2 separate regions of the Homo sapiens genome follow, and region 2 is linked to region 1. Evidence: chromatin loops called from intact Hi-C (ENCODE). Cell type or tissue: heart right ventricle. All regions are shown on one strand. Each heading gives the region's core, and the rest is flanking DNA. Links, peaks and the distances in the headings are about the cores only. Region 1 has its middle 9.8 kb from the start of FLJ20712. Region 2 overlaps BBS9 (Bardet-Biedl syndrome 9).

Region 1 (9,211 bases), core at 679-8,678:
TTTACAATAACAATAGCACTGTCTCCCCCTTTCTCCAACCCGTATACTTCAGGTCTTGGAAACTTTAACAGAAAGGAAAAATAAAAACTGCTTACAGATCGCGTGTCCCCTGCAAAGTCCCAAATCCTGGGCTTTGTTTTTCATGCTAGGCAGTCCTTATCTACTTATCATTCACACTCTTGTTTGGCTTCTGCAAAGCTAGGAACCAGGGAGCCCTGTGACCCTGGGGGACTGAGAGCTTTGCTGGAAATCCTGCTGATTAGACCATGGGTGCTGGGATCTACTGTCAGCTTCCTACTTACTCTGCATCCCATCTTGGCAGCCTCCACATTTGTCAGCAGGGATGTTTGTTTAATAGGTCAACGACACAGTCCCCAGCCCTGGGACAGCTTCTGAGAATACATTAGCAGGAAATACAATGGCAAATCCAGTCCAAGATATGGTGAGGTGCAGGCCCATGTCACCCTGACTTTCTTTGTAAACCCTTCCAGCATCTGTGTAGAAACTTCCTTTATTTCTTTACTTCTCAACTCACTGTGATCCAATGTAAAGAACCTAAGGTTTGGCGTCAAACAAGCTCGTATTTACATCCCTGATCTTCCACTGATAGAGCTATAATTTTGTCCAAATTACATAATCTAGTAATTGAGCCTCAGTTTCCCAGTGAGGGAAATGGGCCCAATAAAATTGTGACATAGGTTGCTGTGAGGACTCGAGGAGACAATGGATGGCACACATCTAGCACAATTCCTTCCTGTTGAAGGAAGCACCTCAACACATATTTCCCCTTTTTTCATGCTCAACCTTAAGCATTACTTTTCATTCTGTATTCTTCCCCGTAAAGTTCAAAGCCTCCCTCTTAGACTATACTCATAACCTGCCAGTCAGACCGTAAGTGAAGGGGGTAGAGATGGACTAAAATTTGAAAGTAAATAAATTTTTTAAAATGTGCCTAAGAATTCATCACTTATGGATTTGTCTTAAAAAATAATAATTGGGGAACAAGGAGACATACACAAGAATAGTAAGTTATAAGTACATACGTATAAATATATACTTAGGTAGCAACATTATGTTAATAGTTGATATTTCTATTTATTTAGTCAGATACTACACCAAAGGCCATACATGCATTTTCTCATTTAATTCAACCATTTTTTTTAAAGGCACCAAAACATCATACAAACAATATTCTCATCCTTCTCCTTCAAACACAATTTTGAAGTTGATGAGTATCTTTTACAGCCATTTTATAACTTTGCTGCATATCCATGAACCATATGTAGTGGACAAAATAATAATGTTTTCTGTGTTTTTAAGATTTATACAGATGCTATTATACTATATATTTTCTTCTCCAACCTGATCTTTGGCATCAACAGTGTATTTTAGAGATTTATCCATGTAGTTCTAGTTTATTCATTAAAACTATGATATAATATTCCACTAGATAAAAAACACTCCTATTTATCAATTCATTCTTCTGTTAATGAAAAATTAGCTTATTTCCAAATTTATACTCTTCCAGGCAGTTATTCAATTACTATTCTTCTGTATGTTTGTTCCCGGATTATTATTTTTAAGATAAATCCCTAAGTCATGAACTACTGGGCACATTTTAAAGACTTTTGTTATCTACCAACAAATTTTACTCCAAGCCCACCACCTTCATTTATGGTCCTATTAGCAGTTAATGAGAATGTCTATTTCTCCACATCCTTGCTAATGTTATATATTGTAATTCATTTTAATTTTTGCTGATCTAATAGATAAAAACAAATTAAAAACAAAAAGCTAGCATCTCATTGTTTTTTTTTTTGTTGTTGTTGTTTTTGAGACAGAGTCTTGCTCTGTCGCCCAGGCTGGAGTGCAGTGGCATGATCTCAGCTCATTGCTAGCTCCACCTCCCGGGTTCACGCCATTCTCCTGCCTCAGCCTCCTGAGTAGCTGGGACTACAGGCGCCCACCACAGTGCCTGGCTTATTTTTTGTATTTTTAATAGAGACGGGGTTTCACCGTGTTAGCCAGGATGGTCTTGATCTCCTGACTTCGTGATCCACCCACCTCGGCCTCCCAAAGTGCTGGGATTACAGGCGTGAGCCACTGCGCCCGGCCACATCTCATTGTTTTAATGTTAATGTCTTTGATAAGGATGGGACTGAATGTCTATCGATGTACTTATTGGCCATTTGTCGTTTTTGTTTTGTGCATTGCTTATTCACATCTGTCCTGTTATCTTTACAAATATGTTGTCCAATTTGCCATTAATTTTTTGGCTTGGTGGTGATTTTTATCCTACAAAACTTTTAACTTTAAAAAAATGGTCAAATATATCAATATTTTCAACTGGAACTTTTAATTTTTTTAGTCACTGAGCTCTGTTCAATTATTATAAACTCTGCAGTTAGACCTGCTATGTGAAAGACACCAAGGGTCACAAATAATAGGCAGTTATGGCCTCAAAAGGAATTTATAATTTAGTTGTGGGACAAGATATTCAAATAAAACTATAGTCAATAACACAAGCTGTCTATGATGAGTGTCAACACTTGGCACAAAAAATAGGTGATTTCACTTTGGCTATCAGGAAACAGAGCAAGCAGCACAAGTGAATGCTGAATCACGGTGACCAGATTCGCTTAGGCGACTCCTGGAAATGCGGAATATTAGGCATGGAATAGTCCTGAGACCCACCTAATCCAATCCCTCCATTTAATATAAAAACACGCATTTTCAGAGGTGACTGCCCCCACACCCAGCAGCGGCACCAGCCCCCGCCAGGTGCTCTCCTAAGTGCCCTCAAGGTGGGTGCCTGAGTCCATCTCCTCCCCAGGCTCTTTCTGCTGCAGCCCTAGCACTGGGAGAGGCTGCCATGTGAGCTGCCATGGAGATCCCAGCGACACCTGTACTAGAGCTCTGGCTGCTGGGTCTAGGGGCCCTGGCTGTCTGGCCCTGCTCCTGCTGTTCCTTTTCCTCCTGCTCCTCCTCCTCCTGCTCCTTCTCCTCCTGCTCCTTCTCCTCCTGCTACTCCTCCTTCTCTTTCTCCTCCTCCTGCTCCTCATCCTCCTGCTCCTCATCCTCCTGCTCCTCTTCCTTCTGCTCCTTGTCCTCTTCTTGCTCCTCTTCCTCCTCCTGCTCCTCCTCCTCCTGCTCCTCCTCCTTCTGCTCCTCTTCCTCCTCCTGCTCCTCCTCCTCTTTCTCCTCCTCCTCCTGCTCCTTCTCCTTCTCTTTCTCCTCCTCCTGCTCCTCGTCCTCCTGCTCCTCTTCCTTCTGCTCCTCCTCCTCCAACTCTTCTTCCTCCTCCTGACCCTTGTTCTCCTGCTTCTCCTCCTTCTGCTCCTCTTCCTCCTCCTGCTCCTCCTCCTTCTCTTTCTCTTCCTCCTCCTGCTCCTCCTCCTCTTTCTCCTCCTCCTTTTGCTCCTGCTTATCCTCCTCCTCCTGCTACTCCTCCTGCCCCTCCTGTTCTTCCTCCTCCTCCTCCTTTTGCTCCTCCTGTTCATCCTCCTGCTTCTCCTGCTCCTGCTCCTCCTGCTTCTCCTCCAGCAGCTCCTCCTCCTCCTGTCCTCGCTTTTTCTTCATCTTTGTCTTCTTTTCGTCTTCCCTCTCTTTTTCTTTTGAAATCACTATGGACCACAATAAGTTGTCACAGTAGTGCAGAGGTCCCGAGTACCTATCATCCAGTTTCCCCCAATGATGACTTCTTACATCATGAAGCAAGGACATTGATTGGCTCCAGATCATCAACTGGATTACAGCTCTTACTCTTATTTCACCAGTGTTCACATCCGCTCATTTTTGTATATTTTTGTATCTAATTCCATGATGTTTTATCACATATATAGATTCGTATAATTACCACCACATCAAGTTCCAGAGCTATGCTGTCACTATGGGGGAAAGCACCTTGTATTCCTCCTTGTAGTCACATGCTCCTCCTCTTTTCTATGCACTAGCAACCACTCCCCTGCACTCCATCTCTACAGCAATGCCATTTTGAAAATGCTATATCAGTGGAATCATGCAGTGTGTAATCTTTTGAGATGGGCTTTTCTTCACTTAGCATAATTCCCTTGAGCTCCATCCAAGTTGTTGCATGTATCAACAGTTCGTTCCTTTTTTGTTGCTGGGTAGTATTCCATGGTATGGATGCACCACACTTTGTGTTACCATTCACCAGTTGAAATTTGGGTTGTTTTCAGGTTTTAGATATTTATGTATATAAAGCTGCATGAGTCATATAACTGGCTGAATACATTTAAATGAATATCAGTCATGCAGATCTTTTAGAAATGAGCTCTCTGAATCTTAGTTAATAGAACAATATACATATTTCAAGGAGAGGTCTTTCCTACCTACCTACTTCAGAGGTTTCTTAAAGGGGTGTCTGCAAAACTGACCATCTCCAGTTCACCCCTCTGATATCTTCCTATGATTTCCAGACTTATATTTAGGAAGACCAAGGCTGGTCCTTTTCTGTTAGAAGTCACCTGTCTGAAAAAATTCTAGCTACCAAAATTGGTCATCGGCTAAGTTCATTTTCACCTTGGAGCCATTGTAAATCTTCACCTTGTCCTATTGCCTTCGAACCACTCTCTGACATTATGATCCTCATTGATTTGTTCCCTTGTTTGTTGACTGCCCCATGAGAGCTTCATAAGAGGTAGACTTTGCCTTGTTCTCTGCTATTCCCTAGTTTACAATTGAAGGGCCAGACACGGGACAGGTGTATAATAATGTTTGTGAATAAATGTGTTAGTGAATTCTATCTTCAATACAGAAAAGAGATTTGTAAAAGCTCTCCCCAAAAGACTGGATTTAAGTAAATATAAATAGAGCTTGCCAAATAAATAGAGTGAAGGGAAACCATTCCAGGGCTTGGACTTAGAAAGCCTGAGTCAGAACTTCAGCTCTGCCTCTTACTGTCTTGGTATCTGTAGGAACTGATCTAATTTCTTTGCCAAAGTCATCTCATTTGCAACATCACCTTCTTCACAAGATAACTGTGATGCTCAAGTAAGTCAGTTTGTGTGAATGTACTTTGTAAGACACTAAAGTGCTGTATAAATCTAAGGGATTCTTATTGCCATGGTTATCACCTCCTCCTTCTCTCTCCTGCTTCCCTCCTTCTCCTTCATCATCATTTTCACCATCATCATGACCATCTGCACCCTTGGAAGGATAAAAAGCATCCAGGCAACTGCAAATATGAAATCTTGGCATTCTTATGACATTCCAGCCAGTAGAGGGCAACAGTTCCTACCTGCTAAGTACAATGTCTTTAAACATCAAGTTGAAATATGCATGGCAACTTATGATCATTTATATGTCTTTATTTTTAAAGGAAACACGCTCATCCACCCTAATCATTCTTCCATTCAGCAATTCCTTCCCAGTATTTTTGTTCAGTACATTGCCTTAGCACAAACCTCTTAGAAATGTCTGGCTGCTGTGAAAGAAAGTGATTTTATTTACTTATTATTTCAATGGGATTTGCATTCTTGTCCTCCCTTCCTGGTTGCCTGGGTGAGATGCAGTGCAAAATTTGGCTCAGGAGTGATGATACAAGCATGCTTCTCTTTTCTTGACACTGGCATTAGAAGATAGTGTAATTGCTTGTGTTTGATTAGGTTCTCTGAGAATTCTGTCACTCTTTGAGGTGATTCCTATATTCCCTCCTTGCTAGACTGTCGCTGTGTGTATTTCACCCTAGGACTGGTGGAGAGAGTTGTTAAGCTGACCTCTGGAGTCTATCTGGTACAGTCTGACTTCCCCACAGTGTGTATCAGCAGGCAGGTCATTGGTGTAGGGACAGACAGACTGGGAAGTTGCTGAGGCACTTTACTCCAGAAAGTAAGGGCAGCTGGGTTTTTTTCTTTTCTGTCTCTGGTTCTTGAATCAGGATGGATTTTTGATATACTGCTTAACCCTGCTGCCAGGGGACCCACCAGGGTAAAGCAGCACCCACACCTCAGGATAAGCAGAAAGAAAGAGATACACAAGGTAGCCCAGTTTTTTCCATTTAACAAAAGCCAGCTGGGGAATAATCAAATATTAACATTTGCTTACTCACTTTAAAGAGGATGGTGTTTGTTTCATCACAGGGTAGAGAGGGGTGGCTGTGCCGTCCTGGAATGCTTTTTTTTTTTGAGATGGAGACTCACTCTGTTGCCAGGCTGGAGTGCAGTGGCGTGATCTCGGCTCACTGCAACCTCCATCTCCTGGGTTCAATCAATTCTCCTGCCTCAGCCTCCCGAGTAGCTGGGATTACAGGCATGTGCCGCCACACCTGGCTAATTTTTTTGTCTTTTTAGTAGAGATGAGGTTTCACCATATTGGTCAGGCTGGTCTCGAACTCCTGACCTTGTGATCCGCCCACCTTGGCCTCCCAAAGTGCTGGGATTACAGGCATGAGCCACCGCACTCGGCCAATACTTCTTTTTTTGATGGAACTCTATTAACCTTAGCTTCACACCAGCCCCTTTTATTAAGGAGAACACCATGATATTTAAACAAGAATGTTTACACATTTGAGTATCAGTCATTCACTCACTTATCCCATGTCTATAGAAAGCCTACTATACCCTGGAGTTAGAGATTCAAAATGAGAAAAAACCAGGACCCTTCCTTGGAATAACTCCCAGTCTCTGGGGGATACCAATGTAGGTCATTAATGTTTACAGAGGAGTAGGTGGTGTAACCCAGCCAAGAGCACAGGGCCATGGCAGCTCAGTGGAAACGGTGGTTTGCTCTACCAGCCAGAGGCTTCTAAGGAAACACCATTGGAGCTGTGTCTATGCAGTATGAGGCATGTTTTGGGGTGAATTTTTATCTTGTTTTACTCCCTAAACAATCTTGGATCATATCTATAGGAATGCTGACTGGGAAGGATACAGTAAATTCTGATTATCATTCCCCATCCAAGTCTCACCCAGTTTCACCTGGTGTACGTTGTGATTAGGTTTGGCAGTAGCGAGTTCGTGACCACGTTGTGACGTGCTGGCATATACTTCCTGAGAGTTAAGGATGGGAAGCCAGATCTTTACTTTAGGGCACCTTTGGGAAAATGCCAGCTTGGCCAAGCCGAGAAATAACAAACTTTTTTTTTTTTTTTAAGTAGAGACCATACTCACTTCTCCCCAGGACAGGGCATGCCTCTTAATATTTTGCCATGATGGCTTTGGGGCCACTAAGAAAAAGTGCTGATGTAGGGAGAGGACACTGCAAGCTTCAGATCGAAGGGGCCCTGCCCCAGGGAAAAAACCTCAACTTTTCCACTGAAGCTCTATGTGACTGTAGGTCATTTATCTTGACTTCTCTGGAGCCATAATGTCCTGTATACTGATTTGGTCCTTTTGCAAAGCATCGCCTTCTCAGTGATGATTCCCAGGATATCTCTAAGAAAGTTTTAAAGGCAAAGGCCTTCTTGCACCTTGCATCCTCTGTAACTCTGAGCCTGCTCTGCGGAGTAGTGGGTATTGGGCTGCTACTCCTTGGTGGGGAAAGCAAACAGGCTGACACATCAGCAGAGTGACCAAAGCTGCATACCCTCCAAGATGTGATCCAGCCTGGAGCAGAGCCTGGCCCCAGGGACTGCACAGCCCACACTCCTAGGCTTGGAACATTTCAGACTCATGCTGACTTGGCTCTGGAGCTGGCTGTAGCCAGCTGGGACACTGAACCATTTGCTTGTTCTGTTGACAGCCCAGAAGAACTGGAGCCCTTTGCCTGTGGGTGAAGTCTAAATTTAGCCCCAAAGAAGTTGCCTTCCCATTTTGCTGGAGAAAAGCTCTTTTCACGGGAATGGGCCTCTGCTTTGATTAAGTGGGAGGACCCACATCTGGGAATACATAAACTTTATTGTCCTTGGATGACAAAACGGTTTCCTTGCCTACTGGTTTTCCGCCTTTTTAGCCTGGGGTGTGATCATCTGTGCTTATGACTGTGTTGGCCGGGGCAAGTCATTTGGCTGTGGCCAGGGCTCCCGATCCTGAGCCTAAGCTGGAGTCAACACCTGGGGATGTTGTCTTGTCCCCACTTCACCTCCTGAGGCCCAGCTCTGTAAGTGCAGATGTGACAGAGAGCAGGAGTCTGGGTCTCTGTGAATGATCCTGGGAGAACATGAGGCCCAGGTTTGTACCCCTTTGGACCAGATCCTGGTATGGCAGGAGGCCTGAAACATCCCAGGGCTTTTCTGTAAGGCTTCAGGGTCCAAGGTCCCAGTGCACACCCTGAGCCCATGCTAGAGTGAACACAAGAGTTCCATCTTGAAAAGACACCAGCCCTAAGGGGTTCATTGGGAAAGGCTTCTAGAACCCCTCCTGGCCCAGAATAGGCCCCTTCAGTGATTCCTCGCCCTAGAACCCCCCTGCCATTTTCATCTTGTTTGAATACTTTGGGGAGTTGTTGAGTGAATATTCTCTTAAAAGTCAGTTCTCCTAGGGCACGTTCAGATCCCTTTGGATCAATGTTTCCTTTGTTGTTCAATGATGCAGGATCTGGTTACCTTGTCCATGTAAGAACTTCTGAAATGTAAGGCAAAGAGCACTGGACCTGGATTCAGAACAACTGGGTTGCTGGGTGGTCTGGCTTTATTGCTTATTAGTGGTATGACATTGGGCAAGGTACCTTCTCCAAGCATCTGTTTCCTTGTCTGGAAAATGGCAGTAATAAGACCATATTCACAGCTTTGCTGTCAGCAACAAGTGAGAAGATGTTACACATTTTCAAATGCTCTTTGTAAAAGTAGATTGCATTCTCTACTAAGTAATCTTGGCTGGTAGCAAATGTTTGCTTGGATTTAACTAGTTCCTTCCACCGCATGGAAATCTCTTTTCTCTCAAAGAGTACCCTAAAGGACACTGGGCGCTTATTAGATCAAGGGAACTCCTGCTTTGTTTGGACCTTCTGTTTCCACTTTTGTTTTCTCTCTTGAATCTCACTTTGTTTTCCGAAGAATGATGGTGAGGCGGATCAAGATGTCATAACCTTTTGGATTGGTTCAGCAGATGTTTTGCTCAATATCCATAAGCAGATTCTATCTGGCCTATCTTTATAGTTCAGTTTCTTGATCTGTAGAATGGATACCACACCCATAAGCAGGTCTTGAGAAATGATGTAGTGGGAACTCAGAAAGGCAAACTGTAATCATTTCAATGCTGTGGTCATTATACAAGTCTAGCATATTTTCTGATCAGAACCTAGCATTTGGCCA
Region 2 (8,000 bases), core at 1-8,000, 270 kb before region 1:
GGCAAGTGAGTCAACCTTAGTGTTTGGGTTTTGCGTGAGATGCTTGTCTAGAGCAGTACACTGTATACCAGGAGAAATTTGATATGAAATAAGGTAATGTTTCCTTGCAGTGTGATGCAAAAAGGCTTAGACGTTAGGGCTGGCGGTTTTCCAGCTTTGTGATCATGGAAAAGACACTTATGAAAACTCTTGATCTTGGAAAAGACTCATAAAAATTCTAAGCCATAGTTCCATCCATTGAAGGTTGGAAATAATAAAGCTTATCTCATAGAGTTGTGTAATTTAACTTATTTGAAGGTGCATTGTAAGTTATAACGTACCATACAAATTTGAGATATTAGTGTTATCAATATTTTTCTAAATGATGCCTAACATTCTTTTGGTCTCTTTTGCCCTCATCAGTACATGGTATATGTTCTTAGTTCAGCACAGAGTAACAGTCATCCCTATTTTCTTACTGGCTTTTGTTTTCTAAAGAAAGGGTAGTTTTAAATATTCATAAATGCATGACAGCTGGGGGCATTCCTTTTAACAGATAAAATTTATTAAATATGCAATGGTGCTTGGTGGGGATGCTACTGTGTAGCACATGGAAGGTCATGGGCCACAGCTTACAATTTTGAGGGGCTGCACTCAGGTTTATTGAGGCAGTGCTTAAAGGTTTGAGGTCAAGAAAGGGAAGCTGCCAGAATTTTGAATTTCATTCCTAAACAAGTCATTTATTAAGAACCTAAAAACGTACTGAATCACAGCACATTAAGTTAGTTGATGTTGGACATAGGGAATTTTTGAATATGGAAAAATTTCAGAGTCCATCAGTATACCATTGCACGAGGTAGCCCAAGCTCATATGAAGCATAAGATCTAGTGCATGGTGTATGCCATTTAGCAGTGATATAATTTATAATTTAATAAATGGGCATGATCAACAGCAATAGAAGTTAGAAGAATGGTTGCTTTTGGGGAGGGAGAGGCATTAACTAGAAAAAGAAATGTGAGAACTTTGAAGGGTGATAGAAATATTCCATATTTTTAGTGGGGTATTGGTTATACAGGTAGATATATTTGTCAGAATTCATTGAACTGAGAACTTAAAATCTGTGCATTTTCCGAACACTTCAACAGAAATAATAAAATAAGAAAAATGTTTAAATGGAAAAAATTACTAAGCATGAAAGCAATAATCGAGTGGATATAGATTGTTATATAACAAGTAGAATATCTAATTGTGAGAGAAAGCAGAGTAAAAGAATCATCAACATAGGCTGGAGTGGAGTCAATCCAGGAATGCTCCCTATTTGTGTGTATGAGCTGGGTTTTGGGGAAAGGATGAGCTGTAGATGGCCAAAAAAAAAAAATAAAATAAAAGGGTGGGGAGAAAGGTCTTTCAATCTTTCAAATCTTGGAAACCATATCCCCAAGGGCTCAGACAGAGCAGGATGCAAACTGAGGCGAGACGCTAGATTGATTTGCAAAAAATATTTAATATTCATTTTTTATGTTCATTGTTTTAATTCATCTATTCATAAAATGAAAATCACAATAATACCTTGTGGAAACTTAATTCATCATTTAATGATATTTTGGATTATTACTACATAAATTATGTCTATTTCTTTAGAATGTTCTTTCTGAGATCTTGAGCATTCTGGTTAATAACACATGAAGCTTGAAAACCCACATTTGCACTTATATTTATAATATCTCTATTAAATCAGGAAGTTAATGTTTGCATGGTTGTTAACCCATTTAATTGCAACTAATGTATGCTTTCATGACTTTTGTTTTATCTCATTACCTTTTTGATTTGATTTCTTTCCTAAGAATCCATTATGAGGACTTGGACTCTTGTGGAGCTCAGAAAGTTTAGGATGTGTTAAAGGAATTCCTTTTATAGGTTATCTCAAAGATTGCCCATCAATTACAGCAATGTTTTCAACCATCCCTGGCATATACTTTTTTTTTTTTTTTTCCCGAGACAGAGTCTTACTTTGTCACCCAGGCCAGAGTGCAATGGCATGATCCTGGCTCACTGCAGCCTCCACCTCCTGGGTTCAAGCCGTTCTTTTGCCTCAGCCTCCCCAGTAGCTGGGACTACAGGCACCCGCCACCATGCCTGGCTAATTTTTGTATTTTTAGTAGAGACAGGGTTTCACCATGTTGGGCAGGCTGGTCTCAAACTCCTGACCTTAGGTGATCCGCTCACGTTGGCCTCCCAAAGTGCTGGGATTATAGGTGTGAGCCACCGTGCCTGACTGCTGGCGTATGCTTCTAAGAAATTTCCACTTTCAGTCAGTTTGACAGTTGAATCCATGAACACTTGGTCTAAACGCCCTTGATACTAATTATCATATTATGTTTGCCAAAGACCAGGAAAGAGATTTAGATAACAATATTTTGCATAATTCAGGCTGTAAAATAAATCATAGAGAATGAGCAGTGTGGTTTGTGGTGTGTAAGTTGTTTGTAGAATACAGATATGAACTTTTAAAAATAAATGTTCTCAAGAAAGTATCAGTGGCATGTATTTGAAGTACTTTGGAAACATTTCATCAAATTATTACGTTTGTAGTGGAATTGAGGGGTGAACATTAATAATGTTAGAAAGTGTTTTTTAAAATAGTAAGCTAAAGTTTTACAATTGATTAAAATGGAAGCAAGTGCATTCTGATCTGACAAATTATTACTTTCTTCTGATTGAGAAAGAAAAGCTAATTAGCACCTCACAAATCAACAGTGATGATGGGAAGCTCCACTATAAATGTGCCAAGTATAAGGATTATTGTTCCTCAAAGAAGGTGTATGCATTAAGCATAATGTGATCACCTTTTTTTTGGTCTCATTAGCTTGGTGTTTATCAGATTTCTTTAGTTAACCCAGGTCTGCTTATAGTTATAAGCAGCCATTACCTGCATTGGTCCTTGTCCAATTTTCACACTGTGTAAATATAGACAGAAAGAAAAAAACACTCCTTAGAAATAGCTTTGAAAACTGAGGAAGTCTATTGGAAACATAAAGCATATTTGGCATCTTATATGTCATGTATGAAAAGTTAATGGACTTGGTTTTTATGACTGGCTTATGGAATCGGTCTCATTATTGTACTGTCACACCTTGTATATGGCTAAATGGGTAGATCATGTACTCATTTCTGTGAAAAATTATGACTACTTTGTAGTAGAACTGGCACCATTACCAAGAATTTATGAATTGGAGATTGATTTTGGTAAAAATGGAACTTGTTTTAAGCCAAATATCTTAAAACCCAAACCCTTCAATCCTAACTGTTCATGAGAATGACTTGATTTTTGTTTGATAGAAAGATGGAAATGGAAAAGGAGACTTGCTTGTCATTATGTCTGCTTGTTCATAAAGAGAAATCTGGAAAAGTTAATTCCTTCATATTCTGAGACGTAGCTAGTGGAGGACTAATTTTGTCACTGGGATTCTCTTAAATCCAGATATGCTGTCTTTCATGCCCTTCACTCCCACCGGGAAACCCCTATATTTTTCTTCCCTATGGACTCCATGCTTTAAAAATTGTCTCTCAAGGACAATATATCAATTGTACATGCTTTTATTAATACTGCATAGAACTGCATGTAAAATTGTTTGATCAGTGTGAAATAATTGCTACAAAGAGACTTGACATTTTGCTTTACTTTGGAATCCCTATTACACATAAGCGTGCAGTTTTTGTAATAAAAAAGATGAAAATAACTTGTTGATCTTCTATTGTACCTGTAAGAAGTTCATCTTGGCATTCTCTTGTAGTCTTAGCAAGCATGGATTTGTAATCACGCCAAAATGGGTTACATATGACACCAGACCCCTTCTGTGTGACCATGAATTATAACTTTTAAAAAATTACTTTACTTGAGACAAGTTTAAGGCAATAAAGTGAATGCCTGAGAAAAGAAGTCATCAGTGGGAGTTTATGAGTTACCGAAACAGGGAGCTCAAACTGTGCTCACCACAGTAGAATAGTTTTAAAAATCAGTGAAGGTGTTTGAATTGATGAGCTGTTTGAATTGGTCCTCTGACCTCTGAAATGACCTTTCCCATTACCTCCTCAGGTTTGAAGGATAATTGCTCTCCTCTTCTTTCCCCCTGAGGCAACCCTAGCCAGAATTTCAACTTTGCCTTTTGAAGGGTGATACCTGTGGTGCAGCATATTGGGTCAGGATATGACCTTGCACATCTGTATTTCACTAGACCCTCAGAATAGAGATGCCCACCACTGTTGCTGTCTTAGATGGGGGCTTAGAGAAGTGCTTCCCCAAATCCAAATCATTCTGCATCTTGATACCTCAAGGATCATTCTCTATTCTTAAACTGTTTCTTTATTGTCAGTTTTGAAGAACGGTAACTCTATTAGGGAGATAAAAATGAAAAAAGTTATTTGGAAGTAGTCACTAAATATGATTAGTTATTTTACATGATATAGATTATTTTAAATTTTTCTGTTTTCCAATGTGGTTAACTACTGTATTAAGCACTTCTGGAGCTGCCATAATGAACAGCTTAATCAGTTCATATAAATTTGTTGTGTACTGCTAAGGACTTTAATTGGAAATATAATAAATCTTTTAAGTAAGGACTAGTCATTATAGAAAGCTGATTTGCAATAGTTAAATGTTCACATTATACTAAAATGAGATATAAACACTCTTTTGTAGCATGTTATTACAACACACAGATGTCTTGGCTCCAAAGAACGTGTACTAAATGAGTGCTGCTTGGATTTATGCCAGGGTCAAGGCTTAGTGATCTTAAGTAAGAGCCCAGAACATCGCATGATGGGAGGTCAACTAACTGCTTTTTATTCTAGGAGCTCTAGCTCATGCTTTGGAGTCTGTCGCTGGTGGAGAGGACATGCCCAGTATAATCTATTCTCCCTGCTCACAACTGAAGACAAAGCCTTATCAATATATGCAGACCTTAAAATACAGTTGAAAATTTTGCGAAAGCTCTTATTTTAGGGCAAGTAGTGGCTGGTTTAGTTGCTTCCAAAATGGCTGGATTGTCCATAATTTTCAGCTGTCTAGGGAAGTTGGGAGGGCAGAGTGCATCTTTCCCCGCATTTAGAAAAATAGTACATGTATGTTGAGGGGAAGTGAGTGGAGAAAGGAGAGGAAGAAGAAGAGGAACAAGGCTGTACAATAAGTTACATCCCTAGGTCACATTTTAAATTTTGATGGAACCGGTCTCTCTTGGAGAATCTGTGTAAGGACCTACATCCTGTAGGAGGAAGCAGAGCCTGGGTTTTCAGGCCTTTAAGCATTGACTAACTGCTGAATGCAAATGCTAGCGGAGATTGAACTGTGCTAATATTCCTATTAGAACTGTTATTATTTTAGCTAATGCTCTGATTACAGAATTGCATAAGTTTTGAGTGCTCTGCTCATAATCCCTTTTCCCTCATAAGCCCTGTTATTTTCATAGCAATTTTGCAAAACATGAAGTTTTGCAGGAACACATGTATTGCATTTATGTCAGAAATGCCAGTACATCATGGTAAATATCTACTTAGTAAACTACTTGTATGTTGATGCATAAAGTTAAATTTTATAATAAGACCTCAGTGACCAGATTGAGAAATTGAGGTATAAAAAGTTTGTGTTGTCCTCCATTAGTTGGAATGTTCTCTGTTTATTAAACTGCTTATCACATTGTTGAAACTATTTTAATCCATCTAAATGATATTGATATGGTTTGGCTGTGTCTCCGCCCAAATCTCATCTTGAATTGTAATCCCCATAATCCCCATGTGTTGAGGGAGGGACCTGGTGGGAGGTGATTGGATCATGGGGGCAGTTCCCCCATGCTGTTCTCGTGATAGTAAGTTCTCATGAAATCTGGTGGTTTTATAAGCATCTGGCATTTCTCCTACTTGCACTTCTTTTTTTCCTGCCACCATGTGAAGAAGGTTTTGCTTCCCTTTCACCTTCCACCATGATTTTAAGTTTCCTAGGGCTTCCCCAGCCATGTGGAACTGTAAGTCAGTTATACCTTTCTTTATAAATTACCCTGTCTCAAGTAGTATCATTAGAGCAGTGTGAAAACGGACTAATACAGATATTAATAGATTTTTGAAGCAGAAAATGTATAATTGTATTATCATTCTTTCAAGTAATATATTAAGAACAAAAACTCCAAGCTTAAATTTATTTGATTTGAGAGTGAGAGATCTAAAATATGGTTCCTTAAGATTAAAATAGCAACAGCAACAACAAAACTCTTTCATCATGGAATCATAGTCACAACACTTTACAGGTGAGTAAAGGAGGCCTTAAAAATTCAGTCTTTGAGAGCAAAGAGAATAATTTACTAGAGCCAAAAGTTCCTGTGCTTCTATGTCTAATATTAAGGTACAATTCTTAGTCCATAGTATTGCCATTTGGTTAATATCTTGATAGTAAATATTAAGTTAACATTTAATTATTAAGCAATATTATTAATTAAACCAAATGTTAAATCTGTTTTTTTTGAAAAAGCTTGAAATTCCCTTACAATGTAAGATGTCATAACTTCATTATATCAAGTCTAAAAGCAGGCAAACATGAGGTATCAATTTCACACCTGCCTATTGCCATGATCAAACAACCTATCTAAAAGAGAATGAGGCCTTCATTTAAGGTTTATTTAAAGTTGGAAGCTTGGTATTTGCCCCAGAAAAGGTAGAAAGTGATTAAATGAGAAAGCAGCTTAATTCTTGCCATTTTCATTGTCTTATCTGCAGTTCTTTCATTCATCAAAGATGAGACAACATTTTTCATGGTCAGCCTATTCACTAACATGCTATGGAGTGAGTAGTGAGCAATATTAGCGAAAGAAATTGGGTTGTTTGCTTTTCCATTTCCTTTGTCTGAAGCACACCAATCCCCAATTCGATTCTGATGTTGAGCACTTCAGAGGGCTTCCGGCTGGCATCTGGACAAAGCCTGAATATGTGGAGAACAGATTCAGTCTGAGTTGACTGCTAGGCTCATTTCACCCTAGATTGGCTAAAGGTGGCAAGTTCTGCCACCAAGAGAAGGTTTAATAGTTTAGATAGGTGGGAAAGAAACTAATGAATTTATATGATAATCAAAGAAGTATGTTACATTATTGAAGGATCAGGCCTTAGAAGCATCCATCCAAAGGCCATGCAAGTATTTTTAGGATTGTGTTTCTTACACATTATCATGGAGGAAGAAATAGGAAAACAAAGTTTGTTAAAGATGTGCAAGAAGAAACAAACCAGAATATACCACTTTTTCCTGATTGGTAGTGTTCTCCCTTCACTTCTAGGCCAGATGGCCCCAGATTGATATCACAACAAGAGGCTTGAGATCCACAATTAATTACGGAAGCTGCGGGGAAGCAATCATAGTGGGCACCTCTCAAAGAAATAGATGTCAGAGGAAGACAGTTTGGTTAGACCTAGGATTTCAGAGGACAAACTCATTACACTGAGCATTTGCAGTACTTAATACATTAAGTAATAACAAATAATCAGCCTTTTTAGGAGTCATGGCTTCAGTGGACTTTGAATAGGCTTTGAATATTGTCCTGACATTAAAAAATTTGCATATAGAAGTTTTAGATCTGATTTAATGCTTGTTAGGTTAGTCATCCAACTGTTTCCAAAAAGACTTTTTAAAATACGTATCTGCTACTAGAAATATTTAGTGTTGATTTAGAGAAGTTTACTATCAGGGTGTTAAATATTTATTTGATGCCTGCGGAATGATTAGGTTAATGATCTGAGAAGGCTGCTATGGGTCGTGTATCTGTTACAGAATTCCTGTGATTTTAAAATCACACAAATGCTGACTTTTGATGGCTTTTGCCCTTGGTATATAGCAGGTTATTTTTGGAAAGTTCCAAACAATTAAAGAATTAGAGCTGATTTCAATGAATAAGGAAAGATGGATATATGTTGTTCAGGTTCTGTGGGTTGCCTACATGTTATCTAATTTCATTACTAGCAGGACTCCACTTTTGTTTGAGAAGTA

What was found. Peaks named below come from ENCODE experiments on the same cell type or tissue, not always from the same donor. Only the 100,000 strongest peaks of a DNase experiment are listed, where the experiment ranks them.
Region 2: a loop joins it to region 1, with 2.2 times the contacts of the local background. A loop is called at or near these places in 2 of 110 quality-filtered maps.

The regions. Positions count from the first base shown.
Region 1 is chr7:33,711,549-33,720,759 of GRCh38, forward strand. No RefSeq gene overlaps it. Among named protein-coding and RNA genes, the nearest start is that of FLJ20712, 9.8 kb to the right of the region's middle. In heart right ventricle, for the core only: a CTCF peak has its summit at 5,244 (motif pointing right); a DNase peak (open chromatin) is centred at 7,623; H3K27ac peaks cover 442 bases; H3K27me3 peaks cover 286 bases.
Region 2 is chr7:33,439,935-33,447,934 of GRCh38, forward strand. The region is part of intron 19 of BBS9 (Bardet-Biedl syndrome 9); the gene reads left to right. Among named protein-coding and RNA genes, the nearest start is that of FLJ20712, 280 kb to the right of the region's middle. In heart right ventricle, for the core only: no CTCF peak of the experiment used is centred there; a DNase peak (open chromatin) is centred at 4,792.